Regions from separate parts of the Homo sapiens genome. Here region 2 is linked to region 1. Evidence: read pairs that join two places in POLR2A ChIA-PET (ENCODE). Cell type or tissue: OCI-LY7. All regions are shown on one strand.

Evidence for each region. ChIA-PET counts read pairs that join two places held together with the same protein. Peaks named below come from ENCODE experiments on the same cell type or tissue, not always from the same donor. Only the 100,000 strongest peaks of a DNase experiment are listed, where the experiment ranks them.
Region 2: POLR2A ChIA-PET joins it to region 1 with 9 read pairs; 2 of 35 experiments call an interaction of 5 or more read pairs at or near these places.

Annotation. Positions count from the first base shown.
Region 1 is chr18:3,640,856-3,648,855 of GRCh38, forward strand. The region is part of intron 7 of DLGAP1 (DLG associated protein 1); the gene reads right to left. Among named protein-coding and RNA genes, the nearest start is that of DLGAP1-AS6, 8.2 kb to the right of the region's middle. In OCI-LY7, a CTCF peak has its summit at 3,018; a DNase peak (open chromatin) is centred at 4,726; H3K27ac peaks cover 697 bases.
Region 2 is chr18:3,406,901-3,414,900 of GRCh38, forward strand. It overlaps a transcript of TGIF1 not described here. Among named protein-coding and RNA genes, the nearest start is that of TGIF1, 39 kb to the right of the region's middle. In OCI-LY7, no CTCF peak of the experiment used is centred here; no DNase peak of the experiment used is centred here.

The sequences.
Region 1 (8,000 bases):
ATTGTCCTAAGACCTTATTATGTATTATACAATTTAATCCTTACTATTATTGTCATTCAAATTTTTAATGAGGAAAGAGAGGCACAGAGAAGTCAGTTTATTTGCCCACAGTCATATGGCTACTAAGCAGGAAGGCCAGGATTCAAACCAAGCAGTCAGAATCTAGAACTAAATTCTTAACAACTACACTGTACAAAACATTTTCTTCATGAGGCACAGCAAACAAGAGTACACTAGTATTCCATACAAGTAAGACAATGTATTATATGTAATACTATATGTGTGTATGAACATTTATTACTTAATTACATATAACTAGTATTATATATCATATATTAATACATAATTATTAATTAATGTATATTATGAAGGATTCTCAGGGCAGTCATTCCATTGAAAATAAGACAAGAGGCCGGGCGCACTGGCTCATGCCTGTAATCCCAGAAATTTGGGAGGCCAAGGCAGGCGGATCACCTGAGGCTGGGAGCCTGACCAACATGAGGAAATCCCGTCTCTACTAAAAATACAAAAATTAGCTGGGTGTGGTGGCGGGCACCTGTAATCCCAGCTACTCGGGAGGCTGAGGCAGGAGAATCGCTTGAACCCGGGAGGAGGAGGTTGCGGTGAGCTGAGATGGCACCATTGCACTCCAGCCTGGGCAGCAGGAGCAAAACTCCGTCTCAAAAAAAAAAAAAAAAAAAGAACATAAGACAATGTACACATATATATATACACACACACACACACACACACACACAGACACACACAGTATATAATACTGTCCTCTATGGCAACAATAGTAGATTGGTTTTTCTGTAATAAATTCATAACAAATACTTATATTTCACTCTACAGTTTGAAAGTCCTTTCACCTCATCATCTCACTTAGCCACATAGCAGTCCTGTAAGGGCATAGAACAGGTGGTTGTCTCATATGTACTATAGATGCTGGGCCTAGGCTTATGAGCCTTTCAAGAGGATACAAATGTTTGAGTCTTGAAAAAAGAGTCACTGGCTCTAAACCATGAACAGAAAACTGCAACATGAAAACTAATAAAAATTTAGTTAAATGCCTTTGGACGCTAAATCTCTAACCGGTCTCTGTGGGACAGTGCTGCTTCTGTTCTGTCTTCAGGGATCTGTCTCCACTAACACCTGGGTCCCCTTCTTAAACAGTGTTTCATAGACCAGTGCCTGTCACTGTGGACACACGTGCTAAATTATGTTCATTTACCTGAAGTCCATTGTCATTATCCACAAACACTCCTCCGCTACTCCCTCACCCCATCTCATTAGATTGTGCCTGGAAGCATTGGTACTGCAGGTTGACTATCCCTTATCCAAAATGCTTGAGACCAGACTGTTTTGGATTTCAGATCTTTTTGAATTGGATTGGAATCTTTGCATTATTCTTACTCGTTGAGCATCCCAAATCTGAAAATCCAAAATCCAAAATGATCCAGTGAATACTTCCTTTGGGCATCATTTCAGTGCTCAAAAAGTTTCAGATTTTGGAGCATTTTCGATTTCAGATGTTTGAATTTGGGATGCTTACCTGGCATATGTAAATGTGAGATTTCACTATGCACCATCTCCCTCAGATAGTTTAAACTGCTTTTAGCCCTATCTGGAGATAGGTATACTGAAAAGGAGGGTATTACTGTGGATGACTTCAAGGATTCAATTATTACTCACTCAGTCCTGCATTTGAAACTTTATGACCTTAAGCTAGTACCTTTTCCATGCCTTTTTTGGTTTTCTCCTCTACAAATCAAGGGATAATAAGAGTGGCTACTGAGTTACTGTGAAGTATTAATGAGATAACATACGCCTTGCCTTTGCTTACTATAATTATGAACGTATTATAAAGTGCTCAACAAATGTTAGCTCTTTGTATCATAAGCCTTCATATCTTCTTGATAAGATACATTCTTTGTCCAGAACTTAAAAAGCACACCCCAGAGCTAAGCATTTTAATATACTGCTGGTGGGAGTACAAAAGGTACAGCCCCTTGGGAGGGGGATATGGCAATGTCTAGTCAAACCAGCTACTCTTCGACACTTTCACCCAACAATTCAACCTCTAGGAGTTTATCTGAAGATATGCCTCCCCACATATGAAACAACTAGACTCAAGTTATTCATTGTGGCATTATTTGCTATAGCAAAATATTGGAAATAAACTGCACATCCATAGAAGATTGTGTGAGTGAATTATGGTACAATCACCCAATAGACTACCATGCAACCCTAGCAAAGAAGGAAGAAGATTTTAATAAAATGAATGATTTCCAGAATATACTACAGAATTTTGAAAAGCAAAGAGAGTGTATAATATGCCACCTTTTGTATACGTAGAAACGGGAGGACAGATGAAAGAAAAAGAAAGAAAGAAGAAAGAAGAAAGGAAAGAAAGAAAGAGAGAAAGAAAAAGTAAATCAAAACCAAAGGGGTATTCTCTCTAATATATAACTCCAACAACTCAGTAAGAAAAAGACTAACAGTCATCTAAAAAATGCTGAAGGAGGCCAGGTGCAGTGGCTCACGCCTATAATCCTAGCACTTTGGGAGGCAGAGACGGGCGGATCACGAGGTCAGGAGATCGAGACCATCCTGGCTAACACGGTGAAACCTCGTCTCTACTAAAAATACAAAAAATTAGCCGGGCGTGGTGGCAGGCGCCTGTAGTTCCAGCTACTTGGGAGGCTGAGGCAGGAGAATGGCGTGAACCCGGGAGGCAGAGGTTGCAGTGAGCTGAGATCGCGCCACTGCACTCCAGCCTGGGTGACAGAGCGAGACTCCATCTCAAAAAAAAAAAAAAAAAAAAAAATGCTGAAGGATATGACATGACAGTTCATTGAAAAGGAAATACAAATGACTCAAATATAGGTTCAACATTGCTCATAATAAGAGTATTACAAATGGAAAACCCAAAAGTTTGATGAAAGAGTACGTTGATGAAACTGTGGAGAAACAGGCGCTTTCAACAGTGCTGGTGGCACTCCTAGTGGTGTCCACTGGGAAAGCCTACGGAGGGTAATTTGGCAGACTTTTGCCAATGAAAAAAGCATGCATGCTTTCTGATAGATATAATTAGTGCTCACCCATATTGTACTCTCTTCTCCTACCAGAAACACACACAAAAACTGTACTTCTTGGCCTTCCTGAAGTTTGGCAGGGCCATGTGACTAGTTCTAGCCAATAAAATATAAGTGGAAATAATGTTTGTCACTTTTGGTTCAAGGTTGTCTCTCCCCTGCGGCAATGACTGTGAAGGCTGTGGGTTCCAGATGGTGCAGGCACAAGACCCAAGCCTGGGTCTCTGAGAGACTGTGTGGAGCAGGAATCTCCTGCAAAACGAACATCACAGGACATGTACTAGGGGTTGGAATATTTTTGGTATGTTTATTGACAGATTTGAGAGTTGTTTGTTATTGTAGCAAAACGTAACCTCATTAATACAATCTTTGACCTCGTAACTCCACTTCAGGGATTTATCCTGAAGACATATTAGGACAAAATTATATGTTTACAATACTATTTTATTTTATTTATTTATTTATTTATTTATTGAGATGGAGTTTTGCTCTTGTTGCCCAGGCTGGAGTGTAATGGCGCGATCTTGGCTCACTGCAACCTCCGCCTCCCGGGTTCAAGTGATTCTCCTGCCTCAGCCTCCTGAATAGCTGGGATTACAGGCGCTCACCACCATTCCCGGCTAATTTTTTTATATATTTAGTAGAGATGAGGTTGCACCATGTCGGCCAGGCTGGTCTCGAACTCCTGACCTCAGATGATCCACCCGCCTCGGCCTCCCAAAGTGCTGGGATTACAGGCGTGAGCCACTGCGGCCAGCCTATTATTTATTTATTAAAGCACTGTATGAGAAAGCTAAATATTGGGACTAATTAAATGTGTGGCAAAGAAGAAACTGGTTATGTAAATTGTAATATATCCATATAGTAGAATACTATGTAGCTGCAAAACATAACTAGAAAGTTCTCTATGGAAATATGGAAATATTACTAAGACATATTGTTAAGTGAAAAAAGCAAGCTGTACAATAGTGTACATAGTGTACTATCCTTTGGGTAAAAAAGGGGAAAACACATACTCATAATGTTTAAATATGCAAAAAGCATACATCTATGTAGAAAAAAGAAAATTGGTCATGGTAGGTTACCTGTTAAGGGGAATGGGAACTGTGTATTGAGTCAATGCATTTTTCCCTCGTATTTTAATTTTTTTGTTTTTCTTTTTTGAGACAGGGTCTCACTCTATAGCCCAGGCTGGAGTGCAGTGGAGGAATCACAGCTCACTGCAGCCTCGACTTCCCAGGTGAGAGGATCACCTGAGCCTCCCGAGTAGCTGGGACTACAGGTGCATACCACCACACCTGGCTAATTTTTGTATTTCTTGTAGAGACAGGGTTTCACATGTGGTCCAGGCTGCCATATTTCAATTGTTGAGCTATGTGAATATATATATATTTTTTTAATACAGAAAATGAAAATAAATAAATAAATAACATCCTTTTCTGGCTATGTATTGCCTGTAGGAACTTTGAAAATGTATTTCCAACCAGCATTCCCAACTTCATGCCTGGATGTTTTCCCTTGTGGGCATGGAGCTGCAGTCACATCTGACTCCTGGAGGGCTAGGCGTTTTTCATCCTTCTGTCTGTGTGCAGGCTTAGGTCTCCCTCAATGAGCCCTCCCCTTCCTGTTTGCCTCTGCATAGCTTGCAAAACCTAGACATGTGCACTGGGGCATCCTTCTGATCTACCCAGGCAGAGTTCCTAGGCTGACTTCTATGTTCACATAATTCCTTTTATATATTCCTGCCATTGCATTCATTATATTAAGTCATAATGGCCTGTTCACACGTATGCTGCCTTCTCTAGATAGAAGAACCATGTCTGGCTCATCTTTCCATCTTTCTGTCCCCATGGCCTGGGATAGGGCATGAAATAGTAGTAAGGGCATTTATTAACTTTATTCATGAGTTTTGTCATAAACAGATTAATAAGCATGAAGCAATAGAGTATAATATGTCATGTTTGGAAACAGTCTTTCTGTGCTTCCTGCCACAGACCTCAGCAGCCTGAATCCTTTACATCATCGTGCCTTACAAATACTCTATATGAGACTGGTATGCCCTAAATCATTTGACGGTGGTAGTTTTCAAACGTCTTATTTTTAATGTGATGAGTATTCACTCAACTAATGCTACTCCAAAACAATATTTTTAAAAAAGGAGGCCAGGTGTGGTGGCTCATGCCTGTAATCCCAGCAGTTTAGGAGGCTAAGGCTGGAAGATAGCTTGAACCCAGGAGTTTGAGACCAGCCTGGGCAATATAATGAGACCTCATCTCTACAAAAATAAAAAGTTAGCCGAGCGTGATGGCACACACCTGTGATCCCAGCTACTCGGGAGGCTGAGATGGAGGATCACTTAAGCCCAGGAGGTCAAGGCTACAGTGAGCTGAGATTGTATCACTGCGCTCTAGCCTGGGCAAGATCCTGTTTCCAAAAAAAGAAAAAGAAAAAGATAGGAAAAGAAAACAAATAAAACCCTCCATACTTAAACCAAAACCATAATCAGATAAAGAAAAGGAAACAGTTGTGTAGAGAATTCTAATCATTTTTCTTGAGTGGTTTTGATTGCATCAAGCTCATTAGTTAGATTGCCATTAGATTACATGTAATAAAATAATATTTAATTTAGTAAAAAACAAATTCATGTTATTTAGACACATGATCATTGCTCTTTAAAAAATATTGTAACAGCCGGGCACGGTGGCTCATGCCTGTAATCCCAGCACTGTGGGAGGCCGAGGCGGGCAGATCACGAGGTCAGGAGATTGAGACCATCCTGGCTAACACGGTGAAACCTCGTCTCTACTAAAAAATACAAAAAATTAGCCGGGCGTGGTGGTGGGCGCCTGTAGTCCCAGCTACTCGGGAGGCTGAAGCAGGAGAATGGCTTGAACCCGGGAGGCGGAGCTTGCAGTGAGCCAAGATCGAACTACTGCACTTCAGCCTGGGCAACAGGGCGAGACTCCATCTCAAAATAAATAAATAAATAAATAAAATATATCTATTGTAACATCACCGGGTGCGGTGGCTCACGCCTGTAATCTCAGCACTTTGAGAGGCTGAGGTGGGTGGATCATCTGAGGTCAGGAGTTCCAGACCAGCCTGACCAACACGGTGAAACCCTGTTTCTACTAAATACAAAAAATTAGCCAGGCATAGGTATGGTGGCTTATGGCGGTAATCCCAGCTACTAGGGAGGCTGAGTCAGGAGAATCGCTTGAACCTGGGAGGCGCAGGTTGGAGTGAGCTGAGATTGTGCCATTGCACTCCAGCCTGGGCAACAAGAGTGAAAATCCATCTCAAAATAAATAAATAAATAAATAAAAATATACATGTCTATATATATAATAACATCAAGCAAAAGTAGCAGCATATGAATTTTTTATAATTTAATTTTTGAGCCCATAAAAACAAAAACGATAACAAAACTATAAATAAATATCTAAAATATATTGAATGCCTACATGCTAAACAGTTTACTAGGTACTTCAACATTATCTGATTTTATTTAAGCTCCTTTTTTTTTTTTTTAAACCGAGACTTGCTCTGTCACCCAGGCTGAAGTGTAATGGCACGATCTTGGCTCACTGCAACCTCCGCTTCTGGGGTTCAAGCGATTCTCCTGCCTTAGCCTCCCGAGTACCTGGGACTACAGGTGTGTGCCACCACGCCTGGCTAATTTTTGTATTTTTAGTAGAGATGGGGTTTCACCATGTTGACCAGGCTGGTCTCAAACTCCTGACCTCAGGTGATGGCCCTCCTTGGCCTCTCAAAGTGCTGGGATTACAGGTGTGAGCCACCACGCCCGGTCTATTTAAGCTTCTTAATCAACTGGAGTGCTAAGTAGCATTACCCCATTTTACAGATGAGGAAAGTGTGGTACAGACGGAGTAACTTGCTCCAGATTACAACACAGCCAGGAAGTTATGGCTACGAAGTTTGAACCTAGGACTGTCCTATATACTGTTCTATACTTTCTTCCAATATGTGTTCCAAACACAATTTTAGGAGTTCATATTTAAGGAGGGCATGTATAAAATCAACAATGGGATATAGAAGGCTAAAAAGGAAATTAAATTTGCTTCTCTATCTCTTAACAGGTGCATGTTTAAGAAACACTGTACTCAGCAGAAGTGTACCAGGTTTCCTTCTGCCTTCACTTAAGCACACATGTCGGTTAAAGCTAGGAAATAGCTGAAAATCTGTATTTTCAAAACATTTCACATCCTTAAGGCTTCTGGACTGGCATCTAATTTTGCATTTTGTTGAAACATTGCTAGAAAAATCCTTTGGCCTTCTTCTCAGTGAAACCAAACAAAACCCATAACGTATGCTCTTTCAACTTAAAGCATCAATGGATTCAACAAAACCGTTGTATATACAGCTGTGGCAATATTTACGCATGTAAAGCATCTTAGTTGAATACCAAATTCAAACAAAATCAATACAAAATGGATTTTACAGTTAATTTTAATGGGTGTGATGTATCGTTTAAGAGGGTGTGATTTCCGGGTTCATAACATCAAGTGATTTCAGCAGTTGTCTACATTATGGTGTGTTCCAAAATTAATAGTAAGGTCAGACTATAGTTTTAGACTGAAAATATCAAGGCCATTTTCTAAATTCGGGCTTGAAATACTAGAAGTGGCTTTGATATTACTATTGAATTGGCTTCAAAGACTGCTAATTAGACCATTGTCTTTAAGAACTGCCTTCTTATGCAATGTAATAGAGTTGCTTGTTCTTTAAGAGTAAGAGTTTTGTTTACATTGAAAACTTTCACTAGACTGCCAAAATAACAAAAACAAATACACAGACATTGAAACTTATACTCTTGAAAAACAAAAAGAAAAGAGGGAAAATAAATCAGTGACAAGTGGCAGATTATCGTTTGCAGCTTGC
Region 2 (8,000 bases), 230 kb before region 1:
CTCCCCTCACGGTGACAAGATGTACATGCTCTTTTAGGGTTCATATCCAACATGGCAGAATCCCAAGAAAAATACTCTATCTCCCTTAGAGAAAGGAAAACTTTCCAGAAGCCCCTAGTAGGCATTTTCTCCCATCTCATTGGCTAAAATTGTATCCTGTGCACATCTGAACAACTACTGGAAAAGAAAATGGAACCACTGCAGCAGGGATTGTTAATTGCCCCTCAATATCCATCTCCCCCTCCTTCCTTTCTATGATAGAACTTCTCTGAATTGTATCTCCACACGTAATCACCAAGCTAGAAGCAACTTTTCCCATCCTCCCTTGCACCTAGGTGTGGTCATGTTACTACGTTCTGGCCAATAGGATATGAGTGGAAATGATGTGGGCAATTTGTAAATTTTTCTTTAAAAGAAGTTGTGTGCTCTCCACTGGCTCAATTCCTCCATTCTGGCTAATATGAAGATTTGGTGGTAGTAGGTCAGCTTCAAACATGAAGATGAGGGCAGCTCCCAAGGAGATGACAGAGCCATGGGTAGAAGGAGCCTGGGGACCCAGGACATTTTCTTGATGCTCAGCCTCTCTATCCTCTTACACTGTAGGCTAGCTAGGAATTCTATCTGACAGAGAGGTCCACTCTATTTATTTTGGTGACTATTAAAGTAGTGGCAGGGGCCAGGCGTGGGCTCATGCCTGTAATCTCAGCACTTTGGGAGGCTGAAGCAGGCAGATCACTTGAGGTCAGGAGTTTGAGACCAGCCTGGTCAACATGGTGAAACCCCATCTCTACTAAAAATACAAAAATTAGCCAGGTGTGGTGACAGGCGCCTGTAATCCCAGCTCTCAAGAAGCTGAGACATGAGAATCGCTTGAACCTGAGAGATAAAGGTTGCAGTGAGCCAAGATTGTGCCATTGCACTCCATCTTAGGTGACACAGTGAGACTCTGTCTCATAAATAAACAAATAAATAAATAAAGTAGTGGCGGGTGCTGTGGCTTATGTCTGTAATCCCATCAATTTGGGAGGCCAAGGCGGGTGGATCACCTGAGGTCGGGAGTTCGAGACCAGCCTGGCCAACATGGTGAAATCCTGTCTCTACTAAAAATACAAAAATTAGCCAGGTATGGTGGCAGGCACCTGTAATCCCAGCTACTTGGGAGGCTGAGGCATGAGAATTGCTTGAATCCAGGAGGCGGAGGTTGCAGTGAGCCAAGATTGCGCCACTGCACTCCAACCTAGGCAACAGAGTGAAACTCTGTCTCAAAAAACAAAACGAAACAAAACAAAACAACAAAAAAACCCAGAAACTTCCTAAAGTAGCCAAAGCAATATCCCGATTACTGCAGTGGCCATGCTTCCCTTAGACCAATGGTTCTCAAAGTATGATTACCATACTGAGAGCACCAGCATCACCCAGGAACTTGTTGGAAATGTACATTCTTGGGTCTTGCCCCAGACCTACTGAATTGGAATGTCTGTGAATGGATCCCAGCAACCTGTTTTTTGTTTTGTTTGTTTTGTTTGAAACAAAGTGAGACCCTGTCTCAAAATAAATAAATAAAAGAAAAGAAAAAAGAAACTTAAAAAGAGAAGAGATGTAAGAAAATGGGAAGAGATAAAGTCAATAGGCGACATCATGAGAAATGAAGGTGCTAATTTAAAATCATAAATGCAAGGAAAGAGGAATTCAAAATAAGAACATAATTCTATTATTAGAAGGGGCTGGGTAAATGTGCATTAAATCTTCATTTTGCATAAAAAGAAAGTCAATAGATAGTTCCCGAAAATACTATATTAAGGCCAAACAAGGTGGTGCATGCCTCTAATCCCAAGGCTGTGGGAGGTTTGAGGCCTGGAGGCAACATAATGAGACCACCATTTCTACCAAAAAAAAAATTAATGAATTAATTATTTTGAGATGGAGTCTTACTCTGTCGCCCAGGCTGGAGTGTAGTGGCACAGTATCAGCTCACGGCAACCTCCCCCTCCCGGGTTCAAGCAATTCTACTGCCTCAGCCTCCCAGGTAGCTGGGATTACAGGCATGCGTCACCAGGCCTGGCTAATTTTTTTGTATTTTTTTCAGTAGAGATGGGGTTTCACCATGTTGGCCAAGTTGGTCTCGAACTCCTGACCTCAGGTTATCCGCCCACCTCAGCCTCCCAAAGTGCTGGGATTACAGGCGTGAGCCACCGGGCCCAGCCAAAAAAATTATTATTATTTTTTAAATTAACCAGGCGTGATGATGGACGCTTGTAACCTCTCATCAGGCTTAGGTGGGAAGATGGATTGAGCTCAAGAATCTCAAAGTCACAGTGAGCTCTGATTGTGCACTCTAGCCTGCGTGACAGAATAAGATCCTGTCTCTAAAAACAAAACAAAACAAACAAAGCTATAAAATACTGTATCAAGAAACAACTGCCAGGCACGGTGACTCATGCCTGTAATCCCAGCATTCTGGGAGGCCAAAGCAGGTGGATCACTCGAGCTCAGGAGTTTGAGACCAGCCTGGGCAACATGATGAAACCTGATCTCTACAAAAAAATACAAAAATTAGCCGGGCATGGAGGCATGCAGCTGTAGTCCCAGCTACTCAGGAGGCTGAGGTGGGAAGATTGTTTGAGCCAGGGAGGCCGAGGCTGCAGTGAGCCAAGATGGTGCCACTTCACTCCAGCCTGGGTGATAGAGCAAGACCCTGTCTCACAAAAACCAAAACCAAAGCAAAATAATACCTGCGTTAGCATATTGTTTAAGGATATGAGGCAATCACCATAAGAATAAAAACAGAGACGATTCAACTAGTTAAAAAGAATTTTCCCTTTGGGATGGGGACTGTGAGAGGAGAGCTATTGATTTTCATTATAAATCCTTCTGTACTATTTAATTTTTTTTTAACCTAGGGCATATATGCTTATAATGAACCATTGAAAAATTATGCTTTCAGAGGGGCTATACACAAGGTGGGACAGAGTCCTCCCGCTCTGAGAGTCTCTTTGTGAAGGTCTGCTTTGTCCAGGAGGGGGTCACCAGAATGTTTGCAGAGCCTCCGCCAGCCCTGTCTCATGAGGCAGCTTTACAAATGGTCGGATGGGACAGGGTCTCTGACAAAAGGCCCTCTCCTCATTGGCATAATCCTTTAGACAGCTGTACCGGGTGAATGGGAACCGCTCAGAGCAGTCTGTTGGCAGGCTTGCTGCTGTCACCTCTTGTAGAATTTCCTCTCGACCACCCTGCTCTCTCGTTCAGATGTCCAACACACAGCCTTAATGGGTAATGGATGTTTTCACCTGGAGAATCCTCCTCATTAGCCTCTCAGTTCTGACCAGGAGGCTGAATGTTCACAACATGGAAAGTCATAATATTTCAACAATCATTGGCCCCAAAGCACTTGTTCAAACAGTAATAGTAGTTAGTATGTTGTAAGAAGATCAGTTAAACCATGTCTATGTCTTTACATTTAGCTGGTATGTTTCCTCCTACCATACTGTCCTGTTTGTGATTTACTCTGTACCCAAAAGCTGATGTCAGACTCTCTGCTTTCAACACCAAGTAATTATGGGTGGAAATGGGGGAGGTTGAAGTGGTTTGGGAGTGGAGTGACATGTAAGGTAATAGCTTTCAGATCATTTCCGGTGGCGCTTTGGTGTGCTACAAAGATACTTTCATTGAAATGTCCCAGGGATTGGTCCGGACCCTGGATCTTACCTCACTTGAATCAGAGTAGCTCATTTTTTTTTTTTTTTTTTTTTTGAGACAGAGGCTCACTCTGTTGCCCAGGCTGGAGTGCAGTGGCACGATCTCGGCTCCCTGCAACCTCCACCTCCTAGGTTCAAGCAACTCTCATGTGTCAGCCTCCTGAGTAGCTGGGATTACAGGTGTCCGCCACCATGCCCAGCTAATTTTGTTTTTTTTCTGTATTTTTAGTAGAGATGGGGTTTTGCCATGTTGGCCAGTCTGGTCTGGAACTCCTGACCTCAAGTGATCTGCCCACCTCGGCCTCCCAAATTGCTGGGATTACAGGTGTGAGCCTCCGTGCCTGGCCAGCCCACTTAATCTTAAATGCAGTCTTTCACTTCATACAACACACAGGAGATAGGATGCAGCAAGTTAGAAAAATTACTCATACCACCTCCCAGATGTGCAAAGAATTTAGAGTGCATTTTCCCTATGCGTGCTCATTTAGAAGCACATCTGCTCCTCTTCACCTCCCAGGTAGCAGGGGAAAGGCTAGATTTAATCTTGTTACAATATTTCCATTTCTTCTCATTGATACAGGCTTGTTTCAGTGTAAACATTTGGTCCATTTGAAGTTCAACTTCCCACTAGTGCTAATGAAAATCTTTACCTGGTTGAGTAAATGTTTTCAGGTAAAATACTCTATCTCTCAAATTTAGTCTCCTCTTCCTCTTCCTTGACCTGGTAGAAAGGGCAGGACTTACTATATCCTTGTGATGCCTGTAGGATAAAAGGGTTCCTGAGTGGTATGTTGTCTCAGGCCTCCTCTGGTCTCAGAGGCAATGCCCCATGCCTGCCTGATTACTGTTTGCTCTGCTGCTGTTGGGGGGTGAAATTTGCTGCTGGGATCATTCGTGGCTTGGTCAGTGCCCAGTGGGCTGTCTTCAGTAAAGTCACTCCCTCTGAGCCTATGCCACAACCCCCACCAAAACTCTCCCCCGTTGGAGCCACACAAGCTCCTGCTGTCAAGCCCTCTCGCTCTTGCCCTCTGGGGACCCAAAAGGCCCCTGGTCCTCAAGTCAGCCACCTCTGTGTCTTCCTCCATCCAAAAGACCTGCAGGAGCTTCTGAGCCTGGTGACACTTGCTGGGGACCAAGACCATCCTACTCCGCCCCAGCCACGCTGCATGACCTCATCTCAGCCCAAAAACAGACATTGGGAACATCTGACCATCCATCCCGTTCCCCCGCTCTTTTTGGCTACCTGCAGTGACCCCAGCAGCAGGGGCGGGAGTTGCCTGCCCTCTTCCAGCCTGGAAGAGCATCTGTCCTACGCTCCTCCTTCCGGGAGTGACTCCCGCCCGCATCTCGGGGTGGGAAGGGTTCAGGAAACACAGACCAGCTTATCTTAAGGAAGCCTGGTCGGGAATCTTTCAAAAACACATCTGTTACAAGGGGGAAAGACACCTCCAGGACAACAGTGATTTGCCTCAGCGGGGCAAAGGCCAGGCCTGACGGAAGAGCCCAGCCTTCGCCGAGGGCCGCAGGGAGCCAGAGACTCGAGCCTGCGGTTCCAGCCCCGCCGCGGTTCCGGCCCCGCCGCGATCCCGAGGCCTGCGCATGCTCGGTGCTGCGCGGGGCTCCCTCCTTACCGCAGGAGCTCCTCATCGAGAAACCCAGGTAAGTCCTGCCCCTTCTACCAGGTCAAGGAAGAGGAAGAGGAGACTAAATTTGAGAGATAGAGTATTTTACCTGAAAACATTTACTCAACCAGGTAAAGATTTTCATTATTTTCATTAGCACTAGTGGGAAGCTGAACTTCAAATGGACCACATGTTTACACTGAAACAAGCCTGTATCAATGAGAAGAAATGGAAATATTGTAACAAGATTAAATCTAGCCTTTCCCCTGCTACCTGGGAGGTGAAGAGGAGCAGGTGCGCTTCTAAACGAGCACGCATAGGGAAAATGCACTCTAAATTCTTTGCACATCTGGGAGGTGGTATGAGTAATTTTTCTAACTTGCTGCATCCTATCTCCTGTGTGTTGTATGAAGTGAAAGACTGCATTTAAGATTAAGTGGGCCCCCAGGACCTGGCACAGGCTGTGGTTCCTTATATCGAGTGGCATGACTGCATTCCGGCCTTTGCCGTTGACTCATTCTTTGCCCTTGTCAAGTTTCCTAGCCTGAGTCGGTTTTTCCCCTTCTCGTTAGAGCTGATGATAAAACAGACTTACCTAGCCAGGGCAACACAGGGAGACCCTGTCTCTACAAAAAATAAGAAAATAAAATATTAGCCGAGTGTGGCGTCACACGCCTGTAGTCCTATCTACTTGGGAGGCTGAGACAGGAGGATCTCTTGAGCTCAGGAGTTCAAGACTGCAGTGAGCTGTGATGGCGTCACTGCACTCCAGCCTGGGCGACAAAACGAGGCTCTGTCCCCAAACACCAAAAACCTCACAAGGCTCTTCCAGGTATGAGATAATATATTGAATGTCCCTTGGTGAATTCAGAAATGCTGGGGATAAAATATATGTAAATCTCAAATACATCCGGATTATTAATAGTGTAATGTCTACAAAGAAATGCTCATTGTCTCGCTAGCATTCTTTTATTTAATAGAGTAAAAAAGAATGAGGATTTTTAAAAAATTAAATTCACGGAACTGTTTTTATGTTAAAGGATGGGAACATGGCTTATGAATATTTTTATTCTTCTTGGCCCTGCCCTTGTACAATAAAGTTTGCTAACTACCATTATCTCATTTGCCACTCATTAATCCAGAGAGATTTATTTAGAATCATTAAAGTTTCTCACCCCAAAATCAGGTTGAGATTTGATTCGAATTTTATTAAACCTGACATCTTTATAATATTGAAACTTTCAGGAAAATGATAGTTTCCTTTGCTTATTCGAGTTGTTATTTTTCTCTGAGTAGATTTTGGAGTTCTCTTCATAGAGTCTAGTATTCTTTATAAAGATTATTCTTGAGAATTTTATAAGGTTTTTTTTTGGCCTGGACGGTGGCCAACGCCTGTAATCCTAGCACTTTGGGATGCCAAGGCGGGAGGATCACTTGAACTCGGGAGTTCAAGACCAGCGTGGGCAACACAGGGAGACCTCGTCTCTATAATTTTTTCAATTAAAAAAAAATTTTTTTCTGATTACAAATGAGACTTTTCTCTCCTTCATGGTTTTAACTGTTTATAGAAGATATATCGTCAAGGGAATTATTTTTACAAATTCATTCTATGGCTGCCGTAATAAAAATAACAAGAGTGATACAAAAAGTACAGTTGTATCTTAAAGTATTGAGCAGTTGCCAAATGGCAGGCACTATGTCGTGGGTTTTAAATGTATTTTCTCAGCAAATCTTCACAATAATCCTATAAATTAATTATAGTTATTATCCTAATGTGTAGATGAAAAAACAAACCCAGTGAGATGACATAATTTGCCTAAGGTCACAGAGTTCATTACTAAGCACTAATTAATTCTCTTAGGTTTTCTAGATACACAATCGTATCATTTATACAAAATGACAGTTTTGTCTCCTCTTCCCAAGGCTGTGTGTCCAATTTTTGTTCTACACTTTACTGAACTGGTCATAATTATATTACAATGTTAAGTAATTATTCTCACTTAAATACTTCTAAACCCTTTTCCATTCAGTGGATATGAGTATATGATGCTGCAGTCAATGGAAATAATGATCACAATAATCCCTAACACTTACTGTGAACCCAGGCAGTCTGAGTCTAGAATTGATATTCTCATTTACACAACTAATTCAAGAGCTACTGCACCTTATTATAGCATGTTCCAGGCCACTCTAGCATGATCCACATGTTTCAAACCTTCTCCACCACCTCCCTTCAGTTTTCTGGCTTTGTAGCCAGAGTTCATCTCTAAGTCTAGCCCCAGTTGGGTTGGTGATCCTGTTTACCGTGAATCTAATCTTGTACTTTCTTATGACATACTTCTAGTAACGGTCCCTTGGCTCTACCCAGTGAACTTAAAGAGGTGACCCATCTGTGTCCTCTCTAGACCTCAGAACCCCATCCTATTTAAGTCCAGTTTCCTTTTACCAACAGATGAAGTCTCTCTCAACATTCCTTTCAAATATCTTTGAAAACAGAAAATAAGGAATTTCAAGAATTTTTTTTCATCAAAACCCCATAATATTCTATGCCAGCATGGTGGTGCACAGCTGTAGTCCAAGCTACTCTGAGGCTGAGATCAGAGGATCACTTGAACCAGGAGTTCAAGGCCAGCCTGGGAAAAGTAAAGAGACCTCTCCTCCCCATGTCTCTAAAAAATAAAAA